2 separate regions of the Mus musculus genome follow, and region 1 is linked to region 2. A link is a loop called in an ENCODE intact Hi-C map of the cell type or tissue named here. Cell type or tissue: left cerebral cortex. All regions are shown on one strand. Each heading gives the region's core, and the rest is flanking DNA. Links, peaks and the distances in the headings are about the cores only. Region 1 holds the start of Psmb11 (proteasome (prosome, macropain) subunit, beta type, 11). Region 2 overlaps Ajuba (ajuba LIM protein).

What was found. A loop is a pair of places that touch in the nucleus more often than their neighbours do. Peaks named below come from ENCODE experiments on the same cell type or tissue, not always from the same donor. Only the 100,000 strongest peaks of a DNase experiment are listed, where the experiment ranks them.
Region 1: it touches region 2 in a loop (4-fold over the local background); 8 of 42 quality-filtered maps call a loop at or near these places.

What each region holds. Positions count from the first base shown.
Region 1 is chr14:54,616,009-54,632,063 of GRCm38, forward strand. It overlaps Psmb11 (proteasome (prosome, macropain) subunit, beta type, 11), which reads left to right and starts at 9,302. Exons shown (of 1, transcript NM_175204.4): 1 at 9,302-13,548. The coding sequence starts at 9,319. The coding sequence ends at 10,227. It overlaps Psmb5 (proteasome (prosome, macropain) subunit, beta type 5), which reads right to left and starts at 1,987. Exons shown (of 3, transcript NM_011186.1): 1 at 1,786-1,987; 2 at 507-813. The coding sequence starts at 1,983. Cdh24 (cadherin-like 24) reads right to left here. Exons shown (of 12, transcript NM_199470.2): 12 at 15,984-16,055. Mir686 (microRNA 686) reads right to left here and starts at 777; the gene lies at 669-777. In left cerebral cortex, for the core only: a CTCF peak has its summit at 11,998 (motif pointing right); a DNase peak (open chromatin) is centred at 9,060; H3K27ac peaks cover 438 bases.
Region 2 is chr14:54,560,508-54,576,562 of GRCm38, forward strand. Ajuba (ajuba LIM protein) reads right to left here. Exons shown (of 8, transcript NM_010590.5): 1 at 15,725-16,055; 2 at 12,885-12,986; 3 at 11,259-11,326; 4 at 11,094-11,156; 5 at 9,870-10,000; 6 at 9,738-9,789; 7 at 8,969-9,037; 8 at 6,962-8,549. The coding sequence ends at 8,424. Among named protein-coding and RNA genes, the nearest start is that of Ajuba, 9.1 kb to the right of the region's middle. In left cerebral cortex, for the core only: a CTCF peak has its summit at 8,708 (motif pointing right); DNase peaks (open chromatin) are centred at 8,083 and 8,722.

The sequences.
Region 1 (16,055 bases), core at 4,237-12,236, 55 kb after region 2:
GACAGGGTTTCTCTGTATAGCCCTGGCTGTCCTGGAACTCACTTTGTAGACCAGGCTGGCCTCGAACTCAGAAATCCGCCTGCCTCTGCCTCCCAAGTGTTGGGATTAAAGGCATGTGCCACCACACCTGGCTAGAATAGAACACAATTTTTAAAGTTTACAATTCCCCAGTACAAATGTTTTCTAGTCATTATTGCATGGGAAAGAAGGAGAGCTGTTGTGCCAGACATTGTACCAATTGCTCTATGTGCACCACACTTAACCGCTTCAATGGTTCACTTAACCAGTTCCCAGATGAAGAAATAGGCTAAGGTCAAATGACTAAGCAGTGAGTGACACAGCAAGTCTAACTCTATGCTCTTTCCTATTCCGTACAAGGCCTTCCTTGGAAAGGGAAGGAAGAGCTGAGAACCTAATATCGCATCCATTCCCAGCACCTGTTAAAAGCCCTCAATTCTCCCACCCATTTAACCCCTTCCCACCATGGCTCACAGGACACAACTCACCAGGGCCTCTCTTATCCCAGCCACAGATCATGGTGCCCATAGACAGCCCCATGCCTTTGTACTGATACACCATGTTAGCGAGCAGTTTGGAGGCTGCTGCGACCGAGATGCGTTCCTTATTGCGAAGCTCATAGATTCGACACTGCCGAGCCAACAACCGCTCCCAGAAGCTGCAATCCGCTGCACCCCCAGCCATGGTGCCCAGAAGGTACGGGTTGATCTCTATTACTTTCTTCACCGTCTGGGAAGCAATATAAGCACCTGCTGTGGCCCGGGAATCCGCTGCAACAATGACTCCATGGAGAAACTAGTTAAGGTCAGAGAAAACAAAAAGAGAGGCCCCGTAAGACCACAAATACTCCCCATACTTTATTTTTGTATAAATACAGAAAGATAACCTGGCTTTGCATCTTTTGGGATTTTGGAATCGACTTCTTTTTTGGGGGGTTTGGGGTTTGTTTTTGTTTTTCGAGACAGGGTTTCTCTGTATAGTCCTGGCTGTCCTGGAACTCACTTTGTAGACCAGGCTGGCCTCGAACTCAGAAATCCACCTGCCTCTGCCTCCCATGTGCTGGGACTAAAGGCGTGAGCCACCACCACCCGGCGTAATCGACTTCTTATGTTAAATGTCATTCGGGTTTAACAGCAGTTCCTGATTTATGAATAGCCCTTTTACTCACTTTAAATATGAAGTAGCAAGTTTAATGAGATAAAGACACCCTAAGGGGACTGGAGAGAGAGCTCAGTGGTTAAGAGCACTGGCTGCTCTTCAGAGGTTCGGTTCCCAGTGCTCACAAAGGTCTGTAACTCCAGTCCCAAGGAACACGACGCCCTCTTTTGGCGCCTGCGAGCACTACACACGTGGTGTATATACAAAAAATAAGAATAAATCTTTAAAGACTAGCCTAAGATCCAGAGCTAGTTATTGTAGGGCTGGAACAGGGACCCTAACTGTTCGGTACCCACTTCAGTAGCCCCTGGACTTCATCAAGCTCAGTTTATACAAACTTTGGTGAACGGCGACAATGGCTTCCCCCCCGCACCCTCCGCCACGGTCCGCTGTTCCCAGGTAGGGCTCCTGAAAAGGGGCAAACTGGGGTCGCCTAGGAGCCAACCCACGCTGTCCGTCTCCTTCCCTCACCGCCCCCTATCTCCGCCCACCTCTCCTTTCTTAAGGCTACGAGACAGTGAACCCGCCAAGGGTCGGGAGGAGGGGACCGAACCTCCGCCCGACCCGGTTCCGGCTGGGATGCCGGAGAAGCGCGAGCTGTCTGAGCACCTTGAAGGCCAGGGTGGTGGTTCCGTGAAGCATTTCGATTCGCGGCTCCTCCGGGACGCCCCAGCTCGGCGCGGCTAGGCTCAGCCCATCACCAGGACTCCCCGGACCCAAGTCCAGCAGATCTGCACCACCTCCGAGCCCAAAAAACCCGTGCTGATTCACCGGCATCGGCCGCTGCAACACGCTAGCCAGCGCCATGTTTAGCAAGGGCAACAGGAACTGCCTCCGACTGGCAACGCCGCGACGTCACAACTTCACGTCCAGCTAAGTCTAGACGGAGGCGGCGCCATTTTTACTCCGGGCAACCACACCTCTAAATACCAGCGCCGGTCTGTGTTCACCTAGGAAGGATGGCTGAGTGGTTAAGATTGCCATTTTTATTTTGGCATCGAAGTAGTACGGATAAGATTAACTTCTAATTTCTAGAGAGTGGTTGGAATGTTCTTCTCGAGTGAGGGAAGCGAATTCGGCCATCTTTGAGAAGGGCGTAACTGCTTAAGACTCCTAACTGGACTAGGGTGTTTGGTCACTGCCCAGGCCCAGGTTCAGATTGCAAGCTGTTTCTTTATTTTTCAAAACCCCGTTAAGGAGAGACTGAAGTGGCCATTTTCTTTAAGGCCACCTATCCTAATCCTGGTTCAAATAATTGTTTTCAGACCATTTTCCCATGGTATTAATTCAGCCGCAATAGTTGGTTGTCAACAACAAAAACTCCACCGCCTGTTTTTGATAGCATTTATATACATACCCTAGCTAGGGTTTTGTTGTGGCTTTTTGGGTTTTTTGTTTGTTGTTGGTTTTTTAGTTTGTTTTTTTTGTTTTTGTTTCATGCTCTACTATCCGGATTGTTCTTAAATTTACTAGGTAGGTAGGCCAGGCTACCCCCTCTTAACTGGCCAGGTTTTCCTGCCTTGTTTCAGACTAATGAAAGGCAGGCCTGAGCCACACACCAGGCTCACTGCCCCTTAAAGGTTTTTGTTTTGTTGTTTCTTCTTGATATTTATTTATTGTTTGTACATGAATGCTCTATCTACATGTACTCCTGCATGCCAGAAGAGGAAATCAGAACTCTTTATAGATGGTTGTAAGCTACGGTTGCTGGGAATTTAGCTCAGGATCTTTGGAAGAGCACTGAGCCATCTCTCGAACCTCCTTGTTTGTTTGTTTTTTGAGACATAGTCATGCCTTGAGCTGGAATTTGCTTTGTAGACCAGGCTGGCCTCAAACTGGGACCCTCACACGTCCTCTGGCTCCAGAGCACTGGGATTAAAGGTGCTTCACCATTGTAAAGATAATCTCTTAGAAAAGCATTCACCTGTCAACAAAAAGTCTATGGCCAGTGAGCTGAGGCAGGATTAGAAGGTGGGTGGAAAATACAGGCACAAGAGATGGGAGATTCGCCCTGAGCTCTGGAAGAGATGGTTGCATGAGCCTGAGGAGAGGTAAGCAACTGCACGGCTGGACTCAGACTACTTTACAAGGATAACTGAGTTATGAGTCAGGGGACAGGCCAAAGCTACTGGCCTAAGCAATTGTTCAGAAGTATTGTCTCAGAGTTGTTATTTCTAGGTGGAAAAGCATGTGGCTACATACCACACCCTGCTAATAGTAACCAATTTTTAAGATTCTCTTCCACCCTTTAGTGAGAATTTTAAGTAATAAATTGCCTGAAAGGCAAATAAAATAAAGAAGAAAAAAGCCACAAAGAATTGGTTAATGAAAAAGTAGATTTTCCCTTTAATCCCAGCACTTGGGAGACAGAGGCAGGCAGATTTCTGAGTTTGAGGCCAGTCTGGTCTACAGAGTGAGAGTTCCAGGACAGCCAGGGCTATACAGAGAAACCCTGTCTGGAAAAGTCAAAAAAAAAAAAAAAAAGTAAAATTTCAGTTCAGCACCTGCTTTTTTGTTTTTGTTTTGTTGTTGTTGTTGTTGTAGTTTATTTGTTTTCAAGACAGGGTTTTGCTGTGTAGCCCTGACTGTCCTGGAACTTTCTCTGTTGACCAGTCTGGCCTCCAAGTCAGAGATCTGCCTGCTTCTGCCTCCTAAGAGCTGGGATTAAAGGCGAGCGCCACCACCCCCGGTTTAGCACCTGCATATTTAAGTCAGTAGAAATTGACAGCTGAGGACCTGCAGGAGAGGTTCCGTAAAGATCTATGAAGAGACCTTAGCTGTCACCTATCGGGCTTAGGCACTTCACTGTGAGTGGGTGTCCTTGATGGCCTCTTCTTCCTCCCCCACCATTACCTCGAAACACTTTAGGATGGACGGCAAATCAGGAACTAGGCATACATACACAGTGTTGCTTCCTGCTCTGTCTATGGGGTCTGTGTCTAGCTTGTTGTATTCACCTCTCAGTTCTAAATTCTCCTTTCTCTGGATGCTCAGCTCAGTCCCTCTCCTCCTATAGCAGACTTTTTATGTGCAGTATTTTTCATGCTGAAATCTGGCAACTTTTCCAAGTCTAACCACCAGAGTTAGGAAGTTTTCATCTGTGTCTCACACTTTGATAGTGTGGAAAATGCAAGATAGGACTTGGGAGATGGCACGGTGAGTATGAGTGCCTGATCTTACTTCATTTTGGATCACCACAGTTTGGAGTTCTGTGAGTTCAAGGCCAGCCTTGTCTACTTAGCAAATTCAAGACCAGTTAGGACTACAAAGTGAAACCCAGTCTGAAAAACAAACAAATTTTTCAATTATGTTCTCCCCTCCCACCGTGTGTGTGTGTGTGTGTGTGTGTGTGTGTGTGTGTGTGTGTGTGTGTGTGTGTGTGTGTAAGTCTGTGTTTATATACCAAAATGGGGTTGGAGGTCAGAAGACAATTTGCAGGGAACATTTCTGTCATCTACCATGTGGGTCCTGAGGATCAAACATGGTGTCTCTTCAGGCGTGGTGTCACTTCAGGTGTGGTGTCAGGAGCCCCTACCTGCTCAGCCATCTTGGCAGTCCTTCTGTTTCTTATCCCTCCATCCTGAAATGCTCTCCTAAGCTAGTTTTCTGGTCCCAAAGGTTGTCACGCTCTAAATCACCAGCTGGACAATAAGACTGGTTTTCCTACACCAGCTGTGATACAGTTCAGAGGTGTGGAGGTCAGCATAGATATAGGTCAGCTGACACAAGTCGTCAGCGGTGGGTTTATCAGAGAGATCTGGGGTCCACTGGGGTGCACTGCCCCTCAAAACTAGAGCCTTACGAGTATGTTTGCAGGTTGCCTGACTTTTCCTGGAGATGGGACACCAAGGACAGGCCAAAGAACTATTCCACCCAGGTGACCCAGTGAGTTTATGTGAGGTTACCACTGTTGCAGGATATTTTATCACATTATGAACCCTAAGATTGTGAACAGGAAAAAAACCTGTTTCTTGTGGTGTGGCTCAGCCTTTGCACATACCTTTAACCCAAGAGGAGAGCTTTCTGATTACTGTTGAGGTTTGGCCTGTTCCTATATATTATAATGCTAAGTACTGCCCCCCAAAGTCCGGTTGCCCCCAGGGATGAAGAGAGTCTCATGTATACCAGGTGCATATGCTATGTAACCTTGCTCCTTAATTTCAAACTACTGGTTGATTAAAAATGCCTACAGCTTGCACCTGGACAGAGGAGAGGTAGGTGGAGTTTCAGTTCCTGGCCTTGAGGTCTGAGGCAGGACAGGATGAGGAGAAGAGAGAAAAGGTCAAGAGAGGAGAAGACACCATGGGGTAAGTGACTGTGAGAACTGGCCATGAGGGCTGGCCACTTAGAGTAAGAGCAGCCCAGGTGGGACATGGAAAGTCATATCTCAGGCGTATTGGCAGGGAGGTAGGCATAGTAGCATAGAGGGTAGATATCTGCCCAGCTCTAGTGCTTTAAGGTTAAAAATATATATAATAAATATAAAAGTTTTGTGTCTTTTATCTGGGAACTGAATGATTAAAGGCAGGGTAGAAACCCCCAATTGAGATTAAATACTTTCTTTTTTTATTTTTTATTTTTTTTTATTTTTTAGTTTTTTGGTTTTTCGAGACAGGGTTTCTCTGTGTAGCCCTGGCTGTCCTGGAACTCACTCTGTAGACCAGGCTGGCCTGGAACCCAGAAATTCGTCTGCCTCTGCCTCCTGAGCTGGGCTGGGATTAAAGGCGTGTGCCACCAACGCCCTGCGAGATTAAATACTTTCTATAAATTTACTGTAAACAAGTAGTTGTGGTGCAGCTCAGCCTGAGCACACATCCTTAACCCCAAGAGCTCTCTGTAAACAGGAGCTAAAGTCAACCCTAGGTCATGAGGTGGAGCGAGCAACCAGCTGACAGGGAGTGAGCTTAAGAAAACCCAGGAAATCCAGGACAGCCAGGGCTATACAGAGAAACCCTGTTTCGAAAAGAAAAAAAAAGAAAGAAAGAAAGAAAGAAAGAAAGAAAGAAAGAAAGAAAGAAAGAAAGAAAGAAAGAAAGAAAGAGAGAAAGAGAGAAAGAGAGAAAGAGAGAAAGAAAGAAAGAAAGAAAGAAAGGAAGAAAGAGAGAAAAGAAACCCAGGAAAGAGAAAGGAGGGCCTTTGAGTTAAAGGGTATTTAAGACAATGTGGAGAAGGAGGAGTAGTTTTTGCCTTCTGGGTTGTTGATGGAGGAGGAAGGTCAGCTGGGTGCTTTTTCTGCCTCTCTGACCTAGCAGGCTTCCACTGCAGCATCTGGCTCCCTAGTCTTCATTTGGTATATCACATGTTTGGGATTTTGTTTTTAAAAAAGTAAGTTACAGGTGCATGACTGAGTGGTTACTTAAAGGGACCTGGGCAGCTTATGGAAACTATTCCACTGAAAAGTAGTCTCTTTCCTGATGTTGTCCAGTGTTCTGCCTCTCCTCAGGCGGTGTCTGGGCACCGCGGACACACAGCTGGGGAGGGCAGGACAGAGTCTGGGATGGGGAGACTTCAGTTCTCCCCTCTGGGGTGTCCGAGCACCTGTGGACACCCGGCTGGAAGGGGATGGTGAGGCTATGGATAAGCAGGATCTAGTCTGGTTTGGATCGAGTGCCAGAGGAGTGGGAGAAAAGAGTAGGCCTTCTGTGGGAGTCTCAGTGTTACAGCCTTCCCCATGGCTTTAATAAAGCAGCTCTCTGAGATGATCTTGGCTTGTTCATATTTCTTTATTGGGGGTGGATGTGAATGCTTACGCTTTATTCAGGCGAACCAGGGATTATATAATTTTGGAAAGGAGTGTGAGAATATCCAGGAAGAGAAGGCCATTGGCTGACGGCCAAGGCCATTGAGATGCCTCTTCTGCACAGAGAGTCGTGTCAGGTGCTACATGACCACCCGTGGGCACCTTGAGGGTCCTGATGAAGGGTTCCAGAGCAGACATGGAGGCAGGGAGGGAACAGCCTCATTTATGCCGACTGAGTTCTCTGAGATGCCTGGGGTTTGAGTGTGCCCCACCTCACCAGTTTCATGCCCATCTGGTGGTACAGCCACATGCCCTACAACTGGGGGTGGGTGGGGTGGAGACATGGCTCAGCAGGTAAGAGCACTGACTTCTTTCAGAGGACCTGAGTTCATTTCTCAGCATCTCCATGACGGTTCAGAACCGTTTATAACACTGGTTTCAGAAAATTCTATGCCTTCATCTGTCTTTCAGGGATACCAAGCATGCACGTGGTGTACATACTAACGCAGGCCAAATACACAGAAAATAAAATGAATCAATTAACTAAAAACCCACACAACCCTTAAGTGCTTATCTATCCTTGGGCAGGGGTGGGGCCTGGGGTGTGCCACCTCATGGGTGTGTTCCCCTTTCCTAAAGGGACGTTAGTGGGGAGGTCTGGGGCGGACCCTGTGTGCATGATCACATCTGCTCTGATTTCAAGAAGGCAATGGCTCTGTCCTGCCCAAGAGACAGAGTTCCACAGCATGACACATGCCTGTAATACCAGCACTTAAGAAGCTGAAGCAGGAGGATAGTGATTTTGGACCAAACCTAAGCTACAGAGGGAGTTGAAGGCCAGCTTAAGCTACAAAACAAGATCCTACCTCAAAAAAAAAAAACAAGGCAGTGTTCCAAGACTCTTGAAGCAGAGGCAAGCAGATCTCTATGAGTTCAAGGCCAGCCTGGTCTACATAGTGAGACACTGTCTCAAAAACAAAGGAACAGGGCTGGAGAGATGGCTCAGTGGATAAAAGCACTGACTGCTCTTCCAAAGGTCCTGAGTTCAAATCCCAGCAACCACATGGTGGCTCACAACCACCCGTAATGAGATCTGACACCTTCTTCTGGTATCTGAAGACAGCTACAGTGTACTTATGTATAACAATAAATAAACATCTAAAAAACCCAAAGAAACAAAATGCCCCCCCCCAAAACCAAACAACAATAACAACAAAAAGCACTGGGTGTGATGGCACACACCTGTAGTCTCAGGACTTGGAAGGAGAGTTCAAGGTCAACCTGAACTAACTATATGTGGTATTTCATGCTAGCCTGGGCTACACAGAATTACCTTGTCTCAAAAATAAAAACCAACCAAATAAACAAAACACGGAAATAATAATGATGATGAGGAGGACGGTGAGGAGGATGGTGAGGAGGAGAAGGAGGGAGATAATGGTCCCAAGCCACAACCTTACCTTTTAAGCCCATACTGGGGAAGGATTTCAGAATATGTGGTATTCTTAAGCCAGACATTGAGGGATAGGATTTAAATGCTGAGGATAGGAGGCATAGAAGTGGAAACCATGCTAGGGACAGAGAAAGAGAAGAGGCCGTGGTGAGTGGATTTGGACCTGACTCTCCTGGGCTCCCACTGGAATGCTGCTTACAGATGTGTGTCACTGTCTCTGCCTTTCAATGTGGGTTCTGAGATCAAGCTCTGGTTGCCAGGCATGTGGAGCAAGTGCTCTGACCCACTGAGTGACCTTCCCAGCCTAGGGTTACCATCTGTGTACAGATAGAAAGACCTCTTTGTCCTCAAAGCAGAAGAGGGACTCTGCGTTCTGGCGCTCTTTCCCCTAAGTAACCTGCTTTTCTGGAAGGAGTTTGAGTGTCTTTCTCCTTCTCCCTCTTACAGAAACTCGCTTGTCCTTTTCTGTGTTCCAACACAGTCCATGTTATGTTGGAAATCTTTGCCTGCCTAACGTCCCACACAGCCAAACTACGGAGGGCCCAGATCTCCTCTGCTTGCAATCATTCTTCTATGGGATCGCCTCGATCCCCTGCCTCTACCCCCCTTTGGGTAGATGCCGGATGACAGACAGGAGACTCCATCGGTGACTCTTGCGCGCATCACAACAGTGGAAGGTCACGCTGACAGGTGGCGTCTTCAGAGTGTAGGAACCGCAGCAGGCTTGCTCTGTCTCCCCTTGGCAGTTCTCTGAGGTGGGTGGAGATCCCTCACCAGCCAATTCCAAAGCCTGATCTGAGACCAAGGAGAAATGAAGCTTAGCTCACATGTCTCACTCCCTGGTTCTGGCTGCAGCCCAGCTTCTCCACAGCGTCCTCCTCCTCCTCCCCATGCTGACCCAGGCCTCAAATGCAGCCCTGCTCCTTCCGATTCTCACTCAGCCTCAGGGATGGCTCTTCAGGATGTGTGCAAGTGGCAGACTCCCGACACTCCCAGACCATCCATTCACTTGCCTCAGGCCGGTGGCTGGGCTGTACCCCGGGGCTGTGACCCTCAAACCTTCCTGCAGATCCATGGCCCCAGGCTGGCTCATGGCACCACTACCCTGGCTTTTCGCTTTCGTCACGGTGTCATCGCTGCGGCTGATACTCGGTCCTCCTGTGGCAGCTATGTGGCATGTCCAGCCTCACGGAAGGTCATTCCTGTGCACCAGCGTCTCCTGGGTACCACCTCTGGGACCTCTGCTGACTGTGCCACATGGTACCGGGTGCTACGGCGGGAGCTGCGGCTTCGGGAACTGAGGGAAGGCCAGCTGCCCAGTGTGGCAGGCACGGCCAAACTCTTGGCAGCTATGATGTCCTGCTACCGCGGTCTGGATCTGTGTGTGGCCACTGCCCTCTGTGGCTGGGACCACTCTGGCCCTGCTCTCTTCTATGTCTACAGCGATGGCACTTGTCTGCAGGGAGATATCTTCTCAGTAGGCTCTGGGTCTCCCTACGCCTATGGTGTGCTTGATCGTGGCTACCACTATGACATGACCATCCAGGAAGCCTACACCCTGGCCCGCTGTGCTGTGGCCCATGCCACCCACCGTGATGCTTATTCAGGGGGCTCAGTGGACCTCTTCCACGTTCGGGAGAGCGGATGGGAGTATGTATCCCGCAGTGATGCTTGCGTGCTGTATAGGGAGCTGCAGAAAGCCCGGAGCTTGGAGCAGGAGCTGGAGGCAAAAGCTTGTGGAATCTATCCTGAGCCTGCCACGCCGCAAGGTGCTCGAGAATGTAAAGAACTCTTTGTGGAGCAAGAGGAGGTGACGCCAGAAGACTGCGCGATAATAATGAAGACTGAAACAATGTAAGAAAGGACAGAACTTGGGGACTGCCAGGACAAGGGACTAGGGGATGAAGCTGCCTTGGCAGGGTTAGTTCTGGGAGCAGCCCCGGGCATCTGGCTCTGGCCCTTTTGGGTTTCCTGCTTTGTTTAAGTTCCCATCCTCTCTGCTTCCCAGAGCTACTGATGTCTCTGTCCAACATGTTCTGATGATACCTGATGGATGGTATTGCCTCCTTCTGCCTCTAAAGTGACTAAACAAACACTCATTGCATGCCTACTTTGTGCCAACTGTCATGCTATGTGCTGGGCCCTCTTTTGTCATTCTACCCCAGTTGGTATTCTCATTTTGGTCCTTATCTGGTTTGTTTTCTCTTTCAGCTGGTCACCTTTTCAACTTGGTCAGGCTGAATGGCCAGGAGAGAGCCTAGTTTAGTGATGGGCTTGTCTCTGCTGGCCCTCCACACCCTGACCCCCACCATGACTGTAATGGCTATAATGATTCCACCTATACTGAGTGCAGTTCCCATGACAGCTTTTGCAAGCATGATTGTTTATTGAAGCTGGGTCAGGTTTAGAGAGTTACAGGACTTACGCAGGTTACAGTAGGTGACAATGTTGTGGGGCTTAAGACACTCTTAATCCTTCCCCAGCTCTCTGCATCTTTCCCTCCCAGCCTCCACTGTCTTGCCTTGTTTTTCTGCCTGCATTGCAGGCTTCTGGGGAATGGGCCAAACCCCTGCCTGTTGTCTGGAGATGAATGAACTCCAAGGAACTCATGGGCTTGGAGGGAAGAGCTCAGAGAAGCTGCCCATTCCCGGTCTCATCTTGCTGTGTTGGTCAGGGTTTGAGCCATGCCCTGTAGCACACACATCCCTGCTCTCTACCCTGCAGATCTCTCCCTGCTTCTTCGCTCCGGCCTCTCCTGGTTGCTCCTGCTGGAGAATGAAGACCAGAGGCAGGGTGCTGTGCCTCTGGTGCCAGCTAGCACATCTGGCCTTCCTGGCCTGCTCTGGACGTCCAGGATTTCAGCTTCAGGAACACCACTGCCTCCTCCTCAGGGCTGGGCATCCAGAGAAAGGGAACCCAAAGAACTTTCCTCTCACCTGAAGCCTCCAGTCCTAAGACTGACAACTGCTTCTCCTTCCTTGACAGTGTGCACTTCGAATTAAGAATTCTTTGAAATCAGACTTAGACTTACAGATTCTTACCCAGACTCTCCAAACTCTGGAGAGTCAAAAGGCAAGCTGGGGAGCCCAGAGAAAATGGAGGATGGGCAGTGGTGATGCACAACTTTAATCCCAGCACTCAGTAGGCAGCAGCAGGCGGATTTCTGAGTTGGAGGCCAGCCTGGTCTACAGAGTGAGTTCCAGGACAGCCAGGGCTACACAGAGAAACCCTGTCTTGAAAAACCAAACCAAACCAAACCAAACCAAACCAAACCAAACCAAACCAAACCAAACCAAACCAAACCAAACCAAACCAAGCCAAGCCAAACCAAGCCAAACAAACAAACAAACAAACAAACAAACAACCCTACAAAAAACAAGAAACAAACAAACTCCCAAACCCAGAGTGCTACAGAAAGGTTCCCAATACATGGGGTCTGGCTTGCAAGCCAGGGTAGAAATCTGGCTATTGGCCTTCAAAGCATCCTTCATCCCCTGCAAACTTCCTAGCCTTGGGGAAGAGATATGATCCTCCAGGAGTGACATCCAAAGGTTAGGGATACTGAAGAAGCAAATGAGGAGAGGTCATTTTTTTTTTTTTTAAGATTTATTTCTTTTAATGTCCTGTTTTCAAACACACCAGAAGAGGGCATCAGATCCCATTACAGATGATTGTGAGCCACCGTGTGGTTGCTGGGATTTGAACTCAGGACCTCTGGAAGAGCAGGCAGTGCTCTTAACCTCTGAGCCACCTCTCCAGCCTGAGAGGTAACTTTTGCACAGGCATAAGTGGGTTCAGATTCATGGCCATTGATGAGGGTCTTATGTCCAGCTGTCGGGGAATGAGTTAAGATAGGCATCTGCACTTCAGTGTGGTGGGCGAGGCATGTGGTGTTGTTCTGTGGAAGAGAGAGGAGCAGCACTTGACTCAGAGCAGCCGCTGCAGCCTGTGTAGCCCAGCGCTAGCCATCATGCACAGTGGAGAGCCACAAAAAAGAGGAGGTTGGGGCGGGGCTGTATAGGAGCCTATGGCTGCTCCTCACCCTGGTCTACTCTGAGGCTTTCAGGCAGTGAACAGAGGCAGGGGCAGAGGGATGGTCTGGGACCTGGGATGAACATCTGGGACCAGCCAAAGGCTGCTGTGCATCTCAATCCCCTGAGATGCTCTGTGCCTCTCTTCTCAGACTGGACAAGGAGGCTAGAACCCTGAAAGAGCAGAACTTGCATCTACATCCGTCTCCTCCTCTCTCCTCTCTCTTCCTTCCATGATCTTATTCTTGGTCTTATTCATGATCTTATTCTTATTCTTGATCTTCATTCTTCTTGGCAGGTGATGAGATATGTAAGCTTACAGGTTTTGCTGATGAGCTTGTATCCCCAAACCCTGTAAGAATTTCGAGGGGCTGAGAGATGGCTCTGCAGGTAAAGGTACTTGCCACCAAACCCGATGACATACGAGTTTAGTCCCCAGGACTGACATGTGGAAAAGGATAGGAAAAAGATACACTGTGTAAATACATGAACCAGGAAAACATTTAAACAGTGTTTGAGGAAATGTTTGTCTTGTTGTTGTTGTTGACTTTAAATATGAGTGTATGCATGTATGCATGTATGTATGTATGCATGTCACATGCATGCCTGGTGCCCACAGAGGTTAGAAGAGGGTATCAGGTCTCCTGGAAGCAGAGTTCTGGATGATTGTGATCCACCACGTGGGGGCAGGGAATCAAACAGGAGGACCTTCTGGAAGAGTCAATGCTAAGTCACCTCTCCAGCCCCAGGTTCCTCTCAGTGTTTTTGCTTTAATGCTTTTTTTAGACTCATGTGCATGGATGGGTATTTTGCTCCATGTATGTATTGTTCCACATACTTGCCTGCTGCCTGCAGGTCAGAAGAGGATATCAAATCCCCTGGAGTCAGAGATGCTTGTGAGCCATCATGTGGGTGCTGTTTGTTGTGAGTTTATAGCCAATCAGCCTCTATCCACATAACAACTTCTTAGTTTTTCTATTTCTAATTTATGCTGTACTTTTGTTTTGTTTTGTTTTGTTTTTCGAGACAGGGTTTCTCTGTATAGCCCTGGCTGTCCTGGAACTCACTTTGTAGACCAGGTTGGCCTCGATCTCAGAAATTCACCTGCCTCTGCCTCCCGAGTGCTGGGATTAAAGGTGTGTGTTACCACGCCCGGCTCTGTTCCAATGATTTTTAAAGGTTGACGCAGGTATCAGGGTGAGACCAAAGGGCCTCCTTGCCTTGACCGCAGGACCCTGATCTCTCTGGTGTCCTGCTTTGGCTGCTGCATCTTCAGTTTCTTAAGACCCTGGAGGGATGGACACACACCTGCTCTTATGCAGGACTCTTAATGCAACTTCAGCAGAGAAAAGAGCCAGCAATGGAGACATGGCTCTGCCTCCCTGTAAGTACCTGGGGGGCTCTTACCCCACTTTAGAGAATTTATTTCCCAAATTATAGACATAAATCTTTATAACAAGCCTTAAAAACACTAGAGCTGAGCAGATATCAACCCTCTAAGCTATTGTCTACATTTCTGTCAATATCCCGGAGATATCACTTGCCACGTCCTGCCTGGGACATGCCTACTCTACCAGACTAGCCCTCAAGGCTGTACTCATGATCAGCCTATCCCATGGTGGCTTTTTCCTTCTCTTCCTCTTTCATCCTGTGGTCCCTGCTTCAGCCTTCAAGCCTGAGAACCAAAGCCCCACCTACCTTTCTTCTACCCAGCTACAGGCTGTAGGCATCTTTATTAACCAATCATGGATAACTTGGAGGGCAAGGTTTATACAACAAAAGCTGGTATAGATGAGGATCCTCTCTCCTCAGAGCAACCAGGTCTTGGGGTACAGAATTTAGCGTTTAAATACAAGCAGCATCTGATCACCCCACTATATCTCCTACCACCTGCTCGGTCTGTTCTAAATCAGCATGGGGTTTGCTTCCAGCTGTGTTCCTTCAATTTCAGCCCTCAGGAGATGCAGGCAGGAGGCCCATTGTGAGTTCAAGGCTAGTGGGGGCTCTACAGTGAGGTCCAGTTCAGCCTGAGCTACACAGTGAGACCCTGTCTCTCCCATCAAAGCAGTTTTCTCCGACTGCCAGCATCACACACTGAGTATGGAGGGTCACAAAGACTGGCTAGGACCCACCTACTGTTGGGTAGCCATAGACCTTCCTGGAGAAGAGGCTCGAGGCTTGTGCTAATCCCAAAGCACAAGTCTCCTTTGCCTTGTGAAGTAGGCACTGGGGATGCTGGCAGTCCCGTCTAGCTGGCACCGTACCTGATGTATTCCACCCCTTCACCCTTGACATCCTGACTCTTCTGTGCTCCATGAAGACACCCTGTGTGCCGGGGAGTGTGTGTATAAAAGAGGAAGTGGCAGGTCCTGGCTGATAGCACTGATTCTACCACAGCCACCCTTTATTAGTGCTCCACACCCAGGCCCGGCTGGCTGTCTTTAGCCCTCTACCAACCCCATTTGTGTTGCTGCCGTTACAGCTGCTGTGGAGCCTCCTCTTTCCCTCTTCTTGGTCTCATGCCTTCACAGGGGCTCCTGCCCTGAATTCCCATTGTTCACGCCTCTCTTGCCAATCCCACAGACTGTCTGAGACAAACGGAAGTGGCACTGAAGAGCCCGTGGTGGGCATGGCGACAGTCATTATCCTTCTCCTCCTCAAATGGAACAGTCCTCACCCTCCTCCCTCTGAGAGAGTCTTAAAGTGGGTACCTCCAAGGAGAAGGAATGAGCCGGGAAGGGGGGCTTAGGCCTTTTTCTACCCTCAGCACAAAGGAAGCTCTGTCCAGAAACCTGAGTGCAGATACAGAAGCGGGCTCCAACTTTACAAAATAAAGTGTTTATTATGAAATTAGAGATGGAGGCCCCTCCCCTTCCTCCTCTTCCCCAGCTGCCTCCCCTTTCTCCCCCCCCCACCCCCCCAATCCCTTTCCCTTCTGGGGCCTGAGAAGCACACAAGACAATGCCCAGAGCTGGGATGCCCAGGGCAGGCTGACAGCTGGGCAGAGACGGCCGTGGGGCTGAAGCTCTTCCCTAGGAGGTGGGCTGGCTCCCTCCTTCCTTCTACTAGAAGCCGATGAAGCCAGGATGAGGCCATGAGTGATGGATGGAACCATGCGGGCAGGTCTGTAAGGAAGAGAGAGTTGGTTTAGGAGCAGAATTGGGAGAGTGGCTTCAGTCCACCAGACTCCTCTGTAGTCAGTCCTGGCCACTGACCTGGAGCAGAGCATCTCCTGCAGTAGGGTGGGGCAGCAGTGGCCGGAAGATTCTCTTTCTTTTGGGATGGATAACAGAAACAAACAAACAAACAAACAAACAAACCACAACAGACAAACCCAAAAAGCCAGTCACAGGGACTCAAAGAGAAGGGAGGGACATGTGGGCAGGAGACAGACAGAGCTTGTGTGTGGGCAAGGGGGGCAGAATCTGAGCGATCGGAATTACGAGACAAAAACAGCCACAGAGTCACAGTGAGAACAGAGGTCGGGGGCAGTTATAAAACCCAACCCCCCCGACAGCGGAGAGTCACAGACAGGGATCCCTGGAGAAACACACAGACCAAGGAGTGGGAGGTAAGAGGGAGGGGGAAAGGAGGGTCATATTGGGCCCCTGGGCTGCCGCCGCCTGCCTGGACCCTGTGGGGCTCACTCAGAGGG
Region 2 (16,055 bases), core at 5,066-13,065:
CAGATGTTCTACAGCACCCACGAAGACCGGCCAGACTTAGTGACTCCCAATAAACTAAATCGCCAACAAAGCAGATTACAATAACAACTGATAACAAGAACAAGCTGCCTTCAGGATGGCTTATTAAATCAATTGTTCAGAGACCGTTCAAAGCATGAGTCGTTCCACGCTAAGAGTACCTGCATTCGTGATGGACAGAGGAACAAGTTTCCAGGATGACAACATTACAGCGTGGTCGGCTTTGGGACTGGCTTCAAGGCATTCACTGGAAATGAGAGTATTCAGAGTGACAAAGATTCATGATTAAGCTGGAAAATGTCATGGTCCTTTGTAAGTACATGATTTGAGAAGAAAACAAGAAGATAAAAGAAAATATGTAATCAACCTATGACATCGAATGGAAATTTCAAGACAAATGTTTATAATGTACCATTTTTGTAAGAACTTAGCGTGCTTCTAAGGGGATTGTAAGCCATGGCCCTTAAAACCTCTCAGGCAGGCTGGCTCTTCATGGAAACTTGTTACACAGATTGCAATGAGCCAGGGTTTTACTCTGAGACACGACTGAGAGCTGGAATATAAACTAGCCCTGATAGAAATTTCAGATCTCAAAGAAAAGCAAAGAAATTTGGCTCCAAAATAGGACAGATTGGAACATTTTTTGCCAAAGGACTATGAGGCCGTGAAGGGAAATGATTCGGGAGAGGAGAACTGGGAACCTTTTGAAAAGCCAGGCATGAAGTAGAGGGCACCCCATTCCTGTTGTATCTGTGTGTGTGTGTGTGTGTGTGTGCGCGCGCGCACGTGTGTGTGTGTGTGTGTGTGTGCGCGCGCGCGCGCGCACGCGAGTGCTGAGCCATCTTTCTAGCCCTTGTTTTAAATCAATCTCTCTCTCTCTCTCCCTCTCTCTCTCTGTCTCTCTCTCTCTCTCTCTCTCTTCCTCTCATGGCCGGATTGAAAGCATGTGCCGTGCCCATGAAAGTATTTCCCTGGGGCCTAGAGAGATGGTGCAGCGGTTAAGAGCACTTATAGCTCTTCCAGAGGTCCCCAGATCAATTCCCAACTTGGTGACTCAGAAGACATCTATCACTCAAGGGTCAGGGGATCCAACACCCTCTTCTGGACTTGATGGCAGTCAGTGCATATATGTAGTATACAGGAACATATGCAGACAAAACACCCATATACATTAGATAGATAAGTAGATGATGGAGAGATAGGTGATTGATAGATAGACAGACAAACAGACAGATGGTATCTATTTAGATAGAAACCAAGCTAAGTTGCTGATGAAAGAGGGTTTCTACCTTAAAATTCATACACTAACTACTGGGAGAAGTGGGTCACCCCAGGGGCAGTAGCAGTTTCACACTTGGGAAGAATTCACACCTCCTGACATTAAAGCCTCTGGTAGGAAAAGCAAAAGCAAGGGGGAGCTAGCAACTGAAGTGGACTTTCCATAGTCTAGTTACCAGCAAGAGCCTTCCGCCATCTAATGTACAGTACTCACCCACAATAGCTAAGGAGGGTACCACATTTAAGTTCCCCAGGGAGTGACTCCCCTTCTTAAAAGTACTCAGACCCAGAGGGTCCTGGAGTGAGTTTTTGGATGAATTTATTGGTTCCTTTGAGTGGTTAATAAGCTGAGTACTCTGCTTTTTGTTTGTTTGGGTTTTTTTTTTTTTTGTTTTTTGTTTTTTGAGACAGCGTTTCTCTGTGTAGCCCTGGCTGTCCTGGAACTCACTCTGTAGACCAGGCTGGCCTAGAACTCAGAAATCTGCCTGCCTCTGCCTCCCGAGTGCTGGGATTAAAAGTGTGTGCCAACCTGGCCCTTTCCTGTATTTTTATTTCATAAATGCACAGATGTTGTTGTTTTGTTTTGTTTTGTTTTTTGTTTTTTGAGATAGCGTTTCTCTGTCTCTGCCCTGGATGTCCTGGAACTCACTCTGTAAACCAGGCTAGCTTCAAACTCAGATCCACCTGCCTCTGCCTCCTGAGTGCTGGGACTAAAAGCATGTGCCACCCTCTCCCAGGTAATACACAGACTTTAAAAAAACAAATATTATATTCTGTACCTACAATTTCAGTACATGTTTATTATTAATGATTTTTGCTTTTTTGTTTGCCTTGGGGGATTTTTTTTTTAAGATGTGGGTTCTATGTAGCTCAGGCTGGCCATGAACTCACTGTGTAGCCAAAGACAACCTTGAATTCCTGATCCTGCTGCCAACTTCTCTAGTGTCAGGATGGGTTACACACCACCACACCCAGTCATCTCTGAAACTTGCCCACTGCATTCCTCAAGAGCACTGTTTAGAATCCTTTGTGGCCTGGATTAATCCTGTTACTTCTTCCAGGGTCACTGTGACCTGTAGCTCTTGCTCCAGTGGAGCAGATGCACATACACACACACACACACACACACACACACACACACACACACACACACACACACACACACACACAGCATATACCCATCCAGACACATACACATAAATTATAAATAAGTAACCAGCCATAGTAACATACACCTTTGATCCCAGCCTGTGGTGGGGGAGGGGGCAGACGCACACAAATCTCTGTGAGTTTGAAGATAGCCAGATCTACATAGTGAGTTCCAGGCCAGCTGGGACTCCATAGTGAGATACTGTCTTAAAATAAACAGAAACAACAACAAAAACTGAAAATATTGCCCGGCGTGTTGGCACATGCCTTTAATCCCAGCACTTGGGAGGCAGAGGCAGGCAGATTTCTGAGTTCGAGGCCAGCCTGGTCTACAAAGTAAGTTCCAGGACAGTCAGGGCTATACAGAGAAACCCTGTCTCAAAACAACAACAAAAAACAAAAACAAAAACAAACAAACAAAAAAACCCTGAAAATATTTAAGAAAGGAGAGGGCTGACAAGATGACCTGGTGATTAAGCGTGTATCCTGCTCTTGCAGAGGACTTGAGTTCTGCTCTCAGCTCTCACGTTGGGTGGCTCACAATTGCCTGTAACTTCAGCTCCAGGGACTCAAACACCTCTGGCCTCTGTGCATGTACACACTTAAATAATAACTTAAAATAATAAAACTTAGGAGAAAAGATTGAGAGAGAGAATGAGAACACACTGGCCTGGTGGTGCCATCCTGAGGTCTCAGCTATTCAGAGGGAGAGGCAGGCAGATGTCTGTGTTCGAGGCCAACCTGGTCTACAAAATGAGTTCTAGGACATCCTGGGCTATATAGAGAATCCCTGTCTTGAGAAGATAGATAGATAGATAGATAGATAGATAGATAGATAGATAGATAGATAGATAGATAGATAGATAGATAGATAGATAGATAGATATAAGTTGAAGACCTACTAGGCAATTTACTGAGACCCTGTCTCAAAATAAAAAAAGTTAAAAAGAAGCCAGGCGTGGTGGCGCACGCCTTTAATCCCACACTTGGGAGGCAGAGGCAGGCGGATTTCTGAGTTTGAGGCCAGCCTGGTCTACAGAGTGAGTTCCAGGACAGCCAGGGCTACTCAGAGACACCCTGTCTCAAAAAAAAAGAAAATGTTAAAAGAAAGGTCTGGTGATATAGCTAATGATAGAGTACCTGCCTAGCATGTGTGATGACTGAGGTTGGATTCCTACTAACACACACACACACACACACACACACACACACACACACACACACACACACACACACACACACACACACACAGAGAGAGACAGAGACAGAGAGACAGAGAAACAGAGAGACAGAGACAGAGAGACAGAGAGAGGTGAGTTTAACTGGTAGATTGTACATTTAAGATGCATTAGCTTTTGGGTTTCCTGAACCCCTGTCCCCCAAACATGCAGATAGTATGGCTGTGTAACTCAGCAGTAGAGTTTGTACTACCATGCGCAAAGCCTTGAGTTCAATTCCCAGCATATCAGTAATAACGGTAAAACTCCCTCCATGCAAACTCCTCACTTGGTAACAGAATTTATACTGTGGGCTGCACCCTCTGATCTGCAGTCAAGCTGCGTAGCCTTGCTCATCAGCACTCTGTACCCTGGGATATTAGGTCTTTTATTCATAACAATCAATTACTTTACACTCTCGTTGACAAGTTGCTTAGACTCTCAAGTCATTTATGTGTGTATCTGCCCCTGGTAGACCATGCCTCTTCAAGGTCAGAAGTGTTTTGCAGTGCCCTTCCTCTGTTCTGTTCTAAGGTGCTTCCAAGGGTCCTAACAACACAGCAACCGAAAGCCAACGCAGAGTTTTAATTTGTTGCCCAAGTCCCTAACCATCCTAGCAAAGTGCTTTTCTCGCAATGACAATTTCACCTGTGTCATTTACCTATGATGTCACTGCGGTAAAAGAAATAGGAAGAGGTGAAAGGCACTTCACCTCCAGGAGTCTGCAGCATCTTTCAGCTGTGTGGCCCTGGAAGGGTTGCATCGCCAAGAGATGCTATTTTTGTTTCTGGTGTGTATGATGTGTGTGTTTGTGTGTTTTTGTGTTTGTGTACCTATGTGTGTTGTATATTATGTGTGTGATATGTGTATATATGTATGCATGGTGTTTTGTTTGTGATGTGTACGTGTGGCCTGTGTGTGGTACATATGCATGAGTAGGTTTCACAGGTGCTAGGACACAGGGCGTCTTCTTCTATTACTCCCTGTCTTACTGCCTGCAAGCAGGGTCTCTCACTGAAGCAGAAACTTGCTGTTTGGCATACGCTGACTGGTCAGCTATCTAAAAAGATGCAATAGTCTGTCTCCACCGTGCTTGGGTTACAGTGCACACAGCCATGCCTGGCATTTACTTGGAGGCTGGGATTGGAGCTCAGATGTGCATTGGTAGGGCAGGTGCTCCTTCCCACTGCATGTCTCCCCAGGCCGCTCTGTCTTCATTCAAGAAGGAAGGAGACAGGATTATCTAAAACCATGCCCTATTTGGCTTTCCCCCACTAAAGCTAACCACCGCCCTTCTTCCTGATTTGTTCATGTCACACAGCCAACCCCATCCTTTCCAAGTCAAACGGGAAGCAAAATAATATTCAACACACAGTAAAAAGAATTTGCTGGGGTTGGGGATTTAGCTCAGTGGTAGAGCGCTTGCCTAGCAAGCCCAAGGCCCTGGGTTCGGTCCTCAGCTCCGGAAAAAGGAAAAAAAAAAAAAAAAGAATTTGCTGGGCCAGCAAAATGGCTCCATGGGTAAAGGCATTTGACCAGAATTCAAGAGGGTATACCTCTGACCTCTAGATGCAGGTGGCGGTAGGTAAATTCCCCTGCCCCATAAATAAATAATTGTAAAAAGAAAATTTAAAATAGAACCAGGCAAGCCGGGTGTGGTGGCGCACACCTTTAATCCCAGCACTTGGAAGGCAGAGGCAGGTGGATTTTTGAGTTCGAGGCCAGCCTGGTCTACAGAGTGAGTTCCAGGACAGCCAGGGTGATACAGAGAAACTCTGTCTTGGGGGGGGGGGGGGGGATGACAAAAAAACAAACAAACAAAAGAAACCAAACCAAACAAAACCAAACTACCTGGCAATGGGTGGTGGTGGCACCCTCCTTTAGTCCCAGCACTCAGGAGGCAGAGGCAAGCAGATCTCTGTGAGTTTGAGGCCAGCCTGGTCTACAGAACAAGTTCTAGGACAGCCAGGCTACACAAAGAAAATGTCTTGAAAAACCAAAAATAAAAATAAAAAAATAAGGGGCTCGAGGTTAAGAACACTGACTGGTCTTCCAGAGGTCCTGAGTTCAATTCCCAGTACCCACATGGTGGCTCACAACCACCTGATTCTCTCTTTTGGTATGTGTGAAGACACAGCACTCATATAAAATAAATAATTAATAAATCAAATGCTTGATGGTACTGGAGAGATGGCTCAGTAGGTTAGAATTCTCACTACTTCTGCAGAGGATGAGTTCAGCTCCTAGCACTCACACAAGGTTACCTCCCACTGCACGTAACTCCAGCTCCTGGACGGAGGGCCTGACAGATAGCCTCCTTTAGTCTACTTGGACAACTATGCATACACATGACACTGACACACATACACACACAAACACAGAAAGAGAGAGATTGATTTAAAACAAGGGCTAGAAAGATGGCTCAGCAGCGAAGAGCACTAGTTGAGTTTTCAGGGGACCCAGGTTGCATTCTCAGCATCTATGGCAGCTCACAGGAAGGAGTCTGTAGCTCCAGTACCAGATGATCTGAGAACCTCTTGTTCAGAGAGCTCCATGGGCACATGATGCACTTAAAGGCAAAACATTCACAAAATTTAAAAAAAAAAAATTTTTTTAAAAATATTCTCAAACCACTTTTTGAGTTTTAAACAAAATGTTTGATCAATGTTTATTCTCCCCATCATCTGCCTTTGATCCTTCTGCTTCCTTGCTTGCTGGCTTGGTTTGTTTTGTAGCTCAGGCTGCCACATAATTTGCTAGTAGAACAGGCTAGCTTCTAATCCAGAGACCCACTTGCCTCTGTCTCCCAAGTGCTGGGCTTAAAGGTGTGTGCCACCACTGCCCAGCTTCTTTTCTTTTCCTTTGTTTTCTGTTTGTTTGTTTTCTGCTTTGGGGGTTGTTGCTGTTGATTTGGGTTTTTGAGACAGGGTTTCTCTGTGTAGCCTGGGTTGTTCTGGAGCTCATTCTGTAGGCCAGGCTGGCCTTGAACCCACAGAAGTTCTCCTGTCTCTGCCTCTTGAGTGCTGGGATCAAAGGTGTGCTTCTGCACTCAAGAGACCCTGCCCATGTAATTCCCAGAATGGCTGGCACAGTTTTAGAATAACCCTCAAGGGTGGGTCTTCTGTCCTCAGGTCAGTCATTTCCAGACTCACTTGTTTATGACACAATCACATTTTAACAATGTGAATGGAGAAGCCAGACCAAGGCGAATCCATAGAGCCCCTTTACATCTTCAAGGCATAAGGCTTCAAGGATTGAAGCCATAGTGAACAGCAAAGAAGAACCACAATACACTCACAAAGTGTCTGCATCAACTGTATTTACTGCTAGAATTTCAACTTTTTCTTTCTTAAGTGTCAGAGAAATAATGGCATAGTAGGAAGACACCCAAGGAGGCAGGGAACATTTGTATCACAAAGTGCCACAAAGTTGATAAATGTAGGTTGCTAATAACTCTGAAGTAAGCCAGGCGTGGTGGCGCACGCCTTTAATCCCACGCTTGGGAGGCAGAGGCAGGCGGATTTCTGAGTTCAAGGCCAGCCTGGTCTACAGAGTGAGTTCCAGGACAGCCAGAGCTATACAGAGAAACCCTGTCTCGAAAAACCAAAAACCAAACAAACCTCTGACATACTCTTGATGAACAGGCAGGAATCACTGAATGCTCAGTGCAATGAAAAGAACAAAACATGTAGGCAGCTATAAGAACACTCAGTAGGGGACAGGACTCTTGGCAACCTGGTCATCAAATGAACTTGAGTTCCAGCCAGCAAGTGACCTGGCTTTAAGACATCCTGCTTAAGGGGAATTCAAGTTTCAGCCAAGCGGCTAGAACCAAGTCAACCTATTTTTCTTCTCTCCAGCTTCCCCAATGCCTTGAGTGGTGGGGTTGTAACAGGTCAGATCCAATGCAGGATCCCTTTTAAAAAGGGGTCTCAAAAGATAGGCTACTGCTAGGGAACTAAGCGTAAGTCACCTGAGAAAAGAGGAGTAGGGAGGGAGGTGCACAGGCACACGTGGCTACAATGTATCCACATATGCTGGGCTACAGGCTCAGTGCACTTAAACAGGGGGAGTGGGGCTAGCCTGATGCTTCAGGGACATCCTACTCACCGGCAAGTTTCACATCCAGAAACCTGCTCATTTCTTCCCCCAGAAGAGCAAAACAGCAACCAGGGACAGGCCCCAGTTAGCCTCCCCAGGTCCCTGAGAAACAGGCAACACAGGCAGCAAGGTCCCCCAGAGCTGGTCCCAGTCCCAGCAGACAGACACGGGGAGCTCTCTAGTCCTTAGGGAGAGAGCCAAGAAATGGCTCATCACAAAGTCCAGGGCTTCCAGCCCTTAGCGCAGACAAAGATAGGATCCCGTGGGAAAGGTTCCACTGACTCCATGCATAGGGTACAACAGACTGGGGGTGGTTTCTGTGATGCCCTCATGTGATCCAGCACCAGAACATTGTGTGACGTATATAGAAACATACACTGGAAAAATACATTATAATCTGGCGTTCAGGAAGTACTGAAACCCGCCTGCGTGTGCTACATCCCATCTACTGTAGCACAGGCTGCACGCAATGAACACCAGTCAACTCTCCCGGCAACCAGAAGGTTCCTCCTCCGCAGCCCATTTGGAATGTTAGGATCTTTGGGTCTCTGGCCTTCGGGGCCTCCCCAGAGACCTCTTCACAAGGATTGCAGAATACACTCCTTGCCTCCGCTGGCCAGAGAGTTTCTCCACAGTGGTGGTGGCAGCAGTAACGTCAGCTCAGATATAGTTGGTAGAGGGCTGCCGGGCACTGAGGCGCTGCATGTGACAGCCGTGGCAGAGCAAATGTCCATCAAGAGGGAAACAGCAGCAACCTTCCTCGTCACTCAGCTGCATGCGGCAGTCCTAGGGAAGAAGGCAACTGGTTCACTTCCACCCAGGCTCCCTACCCTGAGGCCATCCTGGGAGACTCCGGGTGACTGGACAAGTGAGTGGTAAGGCCCCAGGGAGGGTGAAGGGTGAAAGGGTGGACTTGAAGTGAAAACCCGAGAAATACTTCTTCTGGACACCAGGGGTCGCTGCAGCAGCAGAAATCATGAGACAAGCCCCATTCCAGCAGTTCAGAGGCTGGGGAAGCCAGATTCCAGATTTAAAAAGAACTAGGATTAGAAAGAAAAGCTAGAGGACAAGAGAGACTGGACATAGGTCACTGCAGTGTCCTGGTTTTCTGTATCCTAAATCCCTCCCACAGATGCCCAGTCATTCCAAGAATCCCCCTTCCAAATTCCGATTTCCCCACATCATCCCCGAACCCCAACACTTACCTCACAGTGGTAGCACTCAAAGTGATAATCACGGTCCATGGATATCACCCTCACAATGTCCTCACAGCCCTGAAACACGTAGAGTCCCATGGGGGATAAGCAGAGCATGGTGTCCCCAAATCCCCATCCCATACCACAGAAACCCTCCTGCTCCATCAAGAGGGTTTATAAAGGCCTCTTCCCGCAGTTAGATTCCACGTAGCTAACATGTAGCTTTGAGATCTTTTAAGCAACTCCTACCAGAATGCTACCCACTACCCTGGCACTGTCCATGCCTCCAGGCCTCTAGCTCCCCTCCACACACAGGGGCTCAGCCTTACTTGCTAGCTTCCTCCTGCTGAGAAGCAGGGGGGAGGGGGAGGGGCAGGGGAAGGCAAAGGCTGAGCACAAGCCAATATAAGGAAGAGGCTGTAGCTTTTCCTCTAGACATACCCTCTCCACACACAGCTCAAATAATCCCTGTCCCTTTTTTTTTTACCAGTTTAAGGACAGTTTCACCCCTTTTCAGTCCCTGTATCTGGTGACCTTGACTTCCAAAGAAAGCCTTGTTCTCTGTACGGGGGACAGAAGATATGGAGCCTGGGCCCAGCTAGTCTAGGTCCGGATGTTTAGGTCAGGGTGGTGACCCCAAGAGCAGAGTCACACGGGAATCTTTCACAGAATGCACATTCCTTCGAAGTGCCACTTCCCAAGGGCCAGGCTGCATGTCCCCATCTCCTCCCCAGAGGCGGCAGCGCTGGCCGCCCCGAGGAACTCTGGATACACTGACCTCTGAGGGGAGGATGGGTTGTCCGCAGGCTGCACATTTCGGGGCGTAATTTCTAAAAAAGAAGACAGTGATAAGTGAGGCTGAGGACTCCCTGGGCCCAGGCCCACATTTCCTCCCAGGGGTCAGACTCACTTGTGGTAGTCGGTAACACAGTACACCTGGTTGGAGAAGTCCACAGTGAAGGGGACGCCGTCCAGGCACTTGTTACATACGATGCATCGGAAGCAGCCCGGGTGATAGGACTTCCCCATGGCCTGGAGGATCTAGCTCACAGGGCGGGCGGGAGAAGGATCAGTGTCCCCACAGCCTCTCTCCAGCTACCCATCACGTTCCTTTCCACCACCAACCCCACCCCACCCCCAGTCCTCCTAGAAGAATGCTACCTAATTTGAGGGGACCAAGGAGTCTTTCTTGGAGACAGGGTCAAAAGTATCTTAAGACTGGCCTTAAAAACTCTATGGAAGCCGGGCGTGGTGGCGCACGCCTTTAATCCCAGCACTCAGAAGGCAGAGGCAGGCGGATTTCTGAGTTCAAGGCCAGCCTGGTCTACAGAGTGAGTTCCAAGACAGCCAGGGCTATACAGAGAAACCCTGTCTCGGGAAAAAAAAAAAAAAAAAAAAACCCACAAAAACAAAAACAAAACAAACAAACAAAAAAAACCTCTATGGAGCCTGGCAGCAGCAGGACAGACCTTTAGTGCTAGCACTTGGGAGGCAGAGGCAGGCTGATCTCTGTGAGTTCCAGGACAGCCAGGACTACCTGAAAACCCAAAACCAAGAAGAAAAAATAGAGAGAAAACCCAAACCTCATCACCGCATAGCTGAGGATGGCTTTGACCCCGACACCCTCTGCCGCACTACGGCTGGTTTGCGCAGGGTTGAGGATGGAGCCCAGGCTGTCTTGTGGCATTCGCTCAACTAACAGACCACCCCTCTTTTTTATTACAATTTGAGGTGGGTGCCAGAATGAATTCCTTTTGTCAGTTCTTCCCAGGTAGCTACTAGACAGCAACAGTCAAGGATCATGGATCCTGTAAACCTTAACCCAATTCCTTCTTCTTATACAGAAAAGAAAGCTGAGTTCCAGCTGTTTCCGACCAGTAGCAGAAAAGGGAGCCGATTCACGTAGCTCAGGCTGGAGGGCAGCTGTGTCCAGAATCAGGGAAGGGACAGATCACAGACGCCCTTGGAGGCTGAGACTACGGACTGGCTCTCACAGGGGATCACCGTGAGGCAGCTTTGGGGAGGACGGGTAAGAAAATGACCATCTAGCAAAAGGCTCTCTATTTGCAATGCCACTAGTTCTTGCCCTTCAGGCCGGTGGCCCCCAAAACCCAGCTGAAGGGGCGTTCCTTACCTTCTCTAGAATCAAGTGGCCGCAGACACAGCACTTCTCAGCTGCCTCCTGAAACCCTGAAAACTAGAGAGGAGACAGGACAGAGTTACCACGCTGAAAACTGTGATGGAACCCGCCGGCCGCCGGGGTCCCACTGTGAAAGCCAAGCCTCGGCCCTTCACTCACCAGATAGTCTTCCTCACAGTAGACAGAGCCATTGACGCTGTAGAAAGCCTTGCACCGCAAAGTTCGTCCTAGAAGCAGCAGAGGAGGCGCTGGAGGTTAACGCTGGAGCCCCCACACAGGGCTCTTCCTCTTCTGGCCCCTGCTCCCCAATCCTGACAGGACATTTGGACCTGGACTTTATTTAAAGCTTTCCTCCTAAGTGTGGTCTATTTTCCCTTCCTAAACAAAAACCCCATATCCATGTGACAGAGACAGAAAGACCAAGAGTTTAAGGTCAGCATGGCCTACACACAGTAAAGCCTGCCTCAAAGGAAAAAAAAAAATCCAGTACGATACAATTCCAATTGGCTTTGGCTTCATTCCAGCGGAACAACGTTTCTGCTCCTTCCTCCTCTAGCTCCTGTGTCTTCAATAGCTGTCTGCCACCCACACCTCCTCAGGGCTCAAGGCATGGGGAGCCACCTAAGAGAGAGCCAAGGTCAGGCCAGGCTGGTGTACCTGCTAAGAAGCTCTGACTAGACTAGGTATTATTTGATTTGCATGGAACACTGGTTCCAGGCCTTAGCCTCTGGGATGTTTTAGCCCAGGATTCTTCATTTCACTGTAGCCATCCTATTCTCACGCGTCTGTCTAGCCTCTGTGGTGGTCAGGGCATCTTTGGAAGCTACTGCTTTGTTTGAGGGCTTCAAGGAACACAAGTCTTTGGGGTCAGAGGCTCCTGGGATTTTTTTTCCCCAACTCTACATGGCAGACCATTTTAGCCTGACACCCATGAAGCTACTCCATCGGATCTGAAGCTACTCCAACGGATCTGAAGCTACTCCATCAGATCTGAGCGGTCAAAGACAGCAAGAAGAACAGAGTGCAGAAGGAGAAGGCTCCCCAGTTCCAGTTCTGCTGGGGGGGGTCGTCGAGAAAGGCTCACTTTCTGACATGGGAGAGGAAAAGAGGGGGCACACCAGGAAGAGGCCTAAAGGAAAGGGCAGCCAGATCAGCCCAGAGAGATGCAGGCAGAAGTGGGGGGAGGAAGGGAAAAGCTGAGTGGTAGAGTCAGACAGGCAGAGATAGGAGATTAGAGGGTTAGCAGGAATCAGACCGGGTAAGCAGTGTGGAAGGGATAATGAGAGGTGAGGGAGGGTGTGGGGGGGGGAGCACCCCCACCGAGGGCCTCCTGAGCTAACAGCAGCAGCAGACATTCCTCCGGTGTGATGTCATCAGCTTGGCATGGCCCGATGGCCTCCACTCTAGTGAGGTGGCTGAACTCTGACCAGCCAAGAGAAAAACCCCCTCCCGCACCCCCCAAAGCTCCCCATTCCCCCAGCCCACACCCCGCCCTTCCCACATTCCAGTCTTTCACCGTCGCCCCAGGCAACTCTGCTGCCCAAGACCAAACCTCACCAAAGAAGAGGTGGGGCTGGAGCCCAAAGCTGGGCCGGCAGGGAGGCACAGGAGAAAGAGAGGTTCAGAGGACGGAGCAGGGAGGCTGAGAGACAGCCCCGGGGGAGGACAAGGCAGGTAGCTAGTGCTCAGACAAGGGAATGGGACAGCCATGGGTCCTGGCAGGTGCTCCTTTGCATCAGGGTTTGGCCGGTGGGGGTGGGGGGCTTAAGCTGCAGGTACACTCACCACAGGAGCAGCAGACAAAGCACTGGGTGTGGTAGAGGCTGTCCAGGGCCTGGCAGGCATTGCTCTGCCCATAGATACCTTTGTTGCACTTGATACAGGTGCCTGAGATAAGAAGAGTCGGGGGGACAGTCACACTCTTATCTCCCCAGCCCAAACCCAAGCAATCATCCCCAAGCTTTCTTGCCTGATGTGCCAAGGGGCACAGTCTCCTTTGGAGAAGATAGGGTAACTAGAAACGGGGTGCAGGGGGAGGGGGTTTGGAGCTGTAAGCTCAACCTGTAGAATGCTTGCCTACCATGGAGGAAGCCCTGGATTCCATCCCTGGCACCAAATAATATGGGTGTGAGAGTGGCCGGCGCTCAGGATATAGAGGCAGGACAAAGGGAGCTCACCTTGGCTACCCAGCAGGTGAAGCCTGAGATCAAGCTAAGACCCTGTCTCAAAACCTAAAGAGAGAAGTAGGATGCGGCACGCTCTTGACTAGGCAGATCCATTCTTATCAATTACCGGATACTCTTCAAACACGTCTTTGGTGCTTAGCATACTACCTAATTTATTTAAAAAACGGCTAAGTTAAAGACGCTTTGTTTCACACAGGGGCTCTGCAGCACCTGGGGGGCGTGAAAAACTTCCTAAAGGAAGCAACCCAGGCCCCCTTAAGTCTTTCTGGGAGTTCAGTTTTACCATTCATAAAACTTGATCTGGCCTAGCAATGGGTTTTTTATGTAGATGGGCCACGTGAACACTCCTGTACTTACTGCTAAGAACATAGTTGGGTCTTCAGGGACGAGGACTGTATAGGACTTGAGGGGAGGGGTCGGTAGCAGACCCTACCTCCTTCCTGCCCCGTGAAAACAGGGCTTAGCTGCTCTTCCCTGGCACTCTCCACTAAGCTGCATACATACACCTGGTTCTGGAACCAGCCTTTCCTGGGCGTGTTCTTCCTTCCCTCCACTCCCCAATTCCAGGCCCATGACTGAGGGCTAAGACCTGTCTTTGGGGAGCAGATCCCAACGGGCCTGCCCCACCTCTCCCCCTCGGCACAGTGCCACACTCTCTGCCTGTTGGGGCCCATCCCAGTCTTTGCCCAGGGGCTCTGGGAGCTGGTGCAGCAGCTGCAGCAACTGATGGGCCCAGGCCTGTTCTGCTCCCACCCTCTGGCAGCTGGGCAGAGCCGAAGCCAAGGAAGAGGGCCCCTAACCAGAGGCAGCAGGAAAAGGGTTAGCATCAGGCTAGCACTAGGACACAGAGCTGCTTGTAAGGGGCTATCAAAGGAGGCAACCTGGCCTCATTTCTGAGTTCAAAAGGTGTGTGTTCTCTCTCAGGATCAGGGAAATTTGCCCAAGACTGCCATGCCAGGGGGTCCTGGCAGAGCCTTTCTGTGGGAAGCCACAGATACTGTGGAAAGAGGACGATGCTCAGGCACGTCTGCCTCACCTCCACTCACAGAGCATCCACACCTAGCTTCTTCCTGCCACTTTACAGCACTTTCTGAGCCTTTCTTACTTTGGGCTCTGATGGCTTAGCCAGTGAGGCTTCTTTTCCCAGCTCACTCTTGGGCCTCAAAAGGAAATTCCTAAATGGGCCCTGCTACTGTCTCCCTTGATCAAAGTGATTTATATCGTCTGCCCTGCGTCCCCCCTTCCCTAGAAGGTGAAAAAAAAGGTGTGTGTGTATTGAATTCTAGCCTACTAAGGTTCTGCTGCTACCTTTGAACTTCCAGTTATCCTTCTCTGGGGGGGAGGGGGGACGACTAGCCGTGGGGGGAGGGGCAAAGGAACTTGAATGCTAGGGGAAAAAAATCGAGGTTACTTGGAAAACTGGAGACCCCCCAGAGTCCAGGGGCGAGTGGGAGTACACATTTAAATCCTGACTACTTTTTATAATTAAGTAATGTCTGTGAGTTTTGATAACACCCCACCGCCCAGCTCTAACAAGCGATCGACACTTCTTTAAAATTTCGAGTATTGGAGAGAGACCATGGCCAGGTTTCCTCAACAGGAGCAGGGAGGCAGGGCTACTTCCTTCTGGATGCTGGTCAAGTTATGGAGGGACTCAGACAGGTAAAACTTGGTAGTCATACGGAATAGGTGTAATGGTCTCAAGCGGGGTCACTGGTTTTGCCCTGATTTCCGGAAACTGGTGAAAACAGGCGGATAGGTACTGGCCTATTTTAAAAGGCCACCAGCACACACCTCACCATCAGGACTGGGGCGGGACCGGGCAGGACTTGAATCCTTGCTTTCCTATCAGGCTTCCCTATCAGGCTCCATTTCCCCGACAGCAGGCAAGACTGCGCGGGAGCTAGCAAACATCCCCCAACGCAAGCACACGCTCCCCACCCCTCCGCCTGGCGGGCGTCGCCCACGGCACCTGGAGCGCCAGGGCAGGAGTCGGCACGCACGCGGCCGCCCGCCCCGCCCCCCGCGCATTCCCCGAATTCCTACGGGTGGAGCAAGGAGCGGGTGGGGGCGCGGCACGCCGGAGCTTGCAGGAGCCCAGCCGCGAGGGGGGCGCGAGAGGATGCTCTCCTGGCCCCGCAGCGCCTCCTCCTCCTTCCGAGGCCTCCTACTGCGACAGGCCGTCGTGCCACGATGCTTGAGAAAAATGGGACTCCCGAGAAAAATCAAGAGTTGAATTTGTCAGGGATCATCAGCCTGGTTCCATTAGAAACCTGGCTGGACTGAGCAAGTGCTCTAGGGTCCGCCCTTTTCCATATTAGAAAAATCTGGGGTCTCCACCTGCAACTCCCGGCCCCAGCAATTTGTGCTGTCGGGGCGATGGGTAACCGCACACATTGACCGGTCTCTCGGTTCCCTAGCTTCTTCTTTCCTACTTACCAAAGTAATCTTCTCTGGCCTCTGGCTCCCGTATCCGTGATCGGGAGGCCTCTGGAACGAAGGGACCAGGAGACTCCTCCAGACCCGACGGCTCAATCCCCGAGGGTTCCCCGCGAGCACCCGCTTCTCGCCCACCGGTAGCCACGGTCAAACGCAGCAATGCTGTTAGCTCGTCCTGGTAACGGGCCCCCGCGGCGCAGTCCCCGTAGCCTGTAACCGAGTGTCGTCCGGGTTGCGCCCCACGTCTCTCCAAAGGACCCGCTGTTCCCACCACGGCTCCGGTTAGAGCTCCGGGGCTGCCCAGGGCCGGGGGGTACGAGTGACGGCTCTC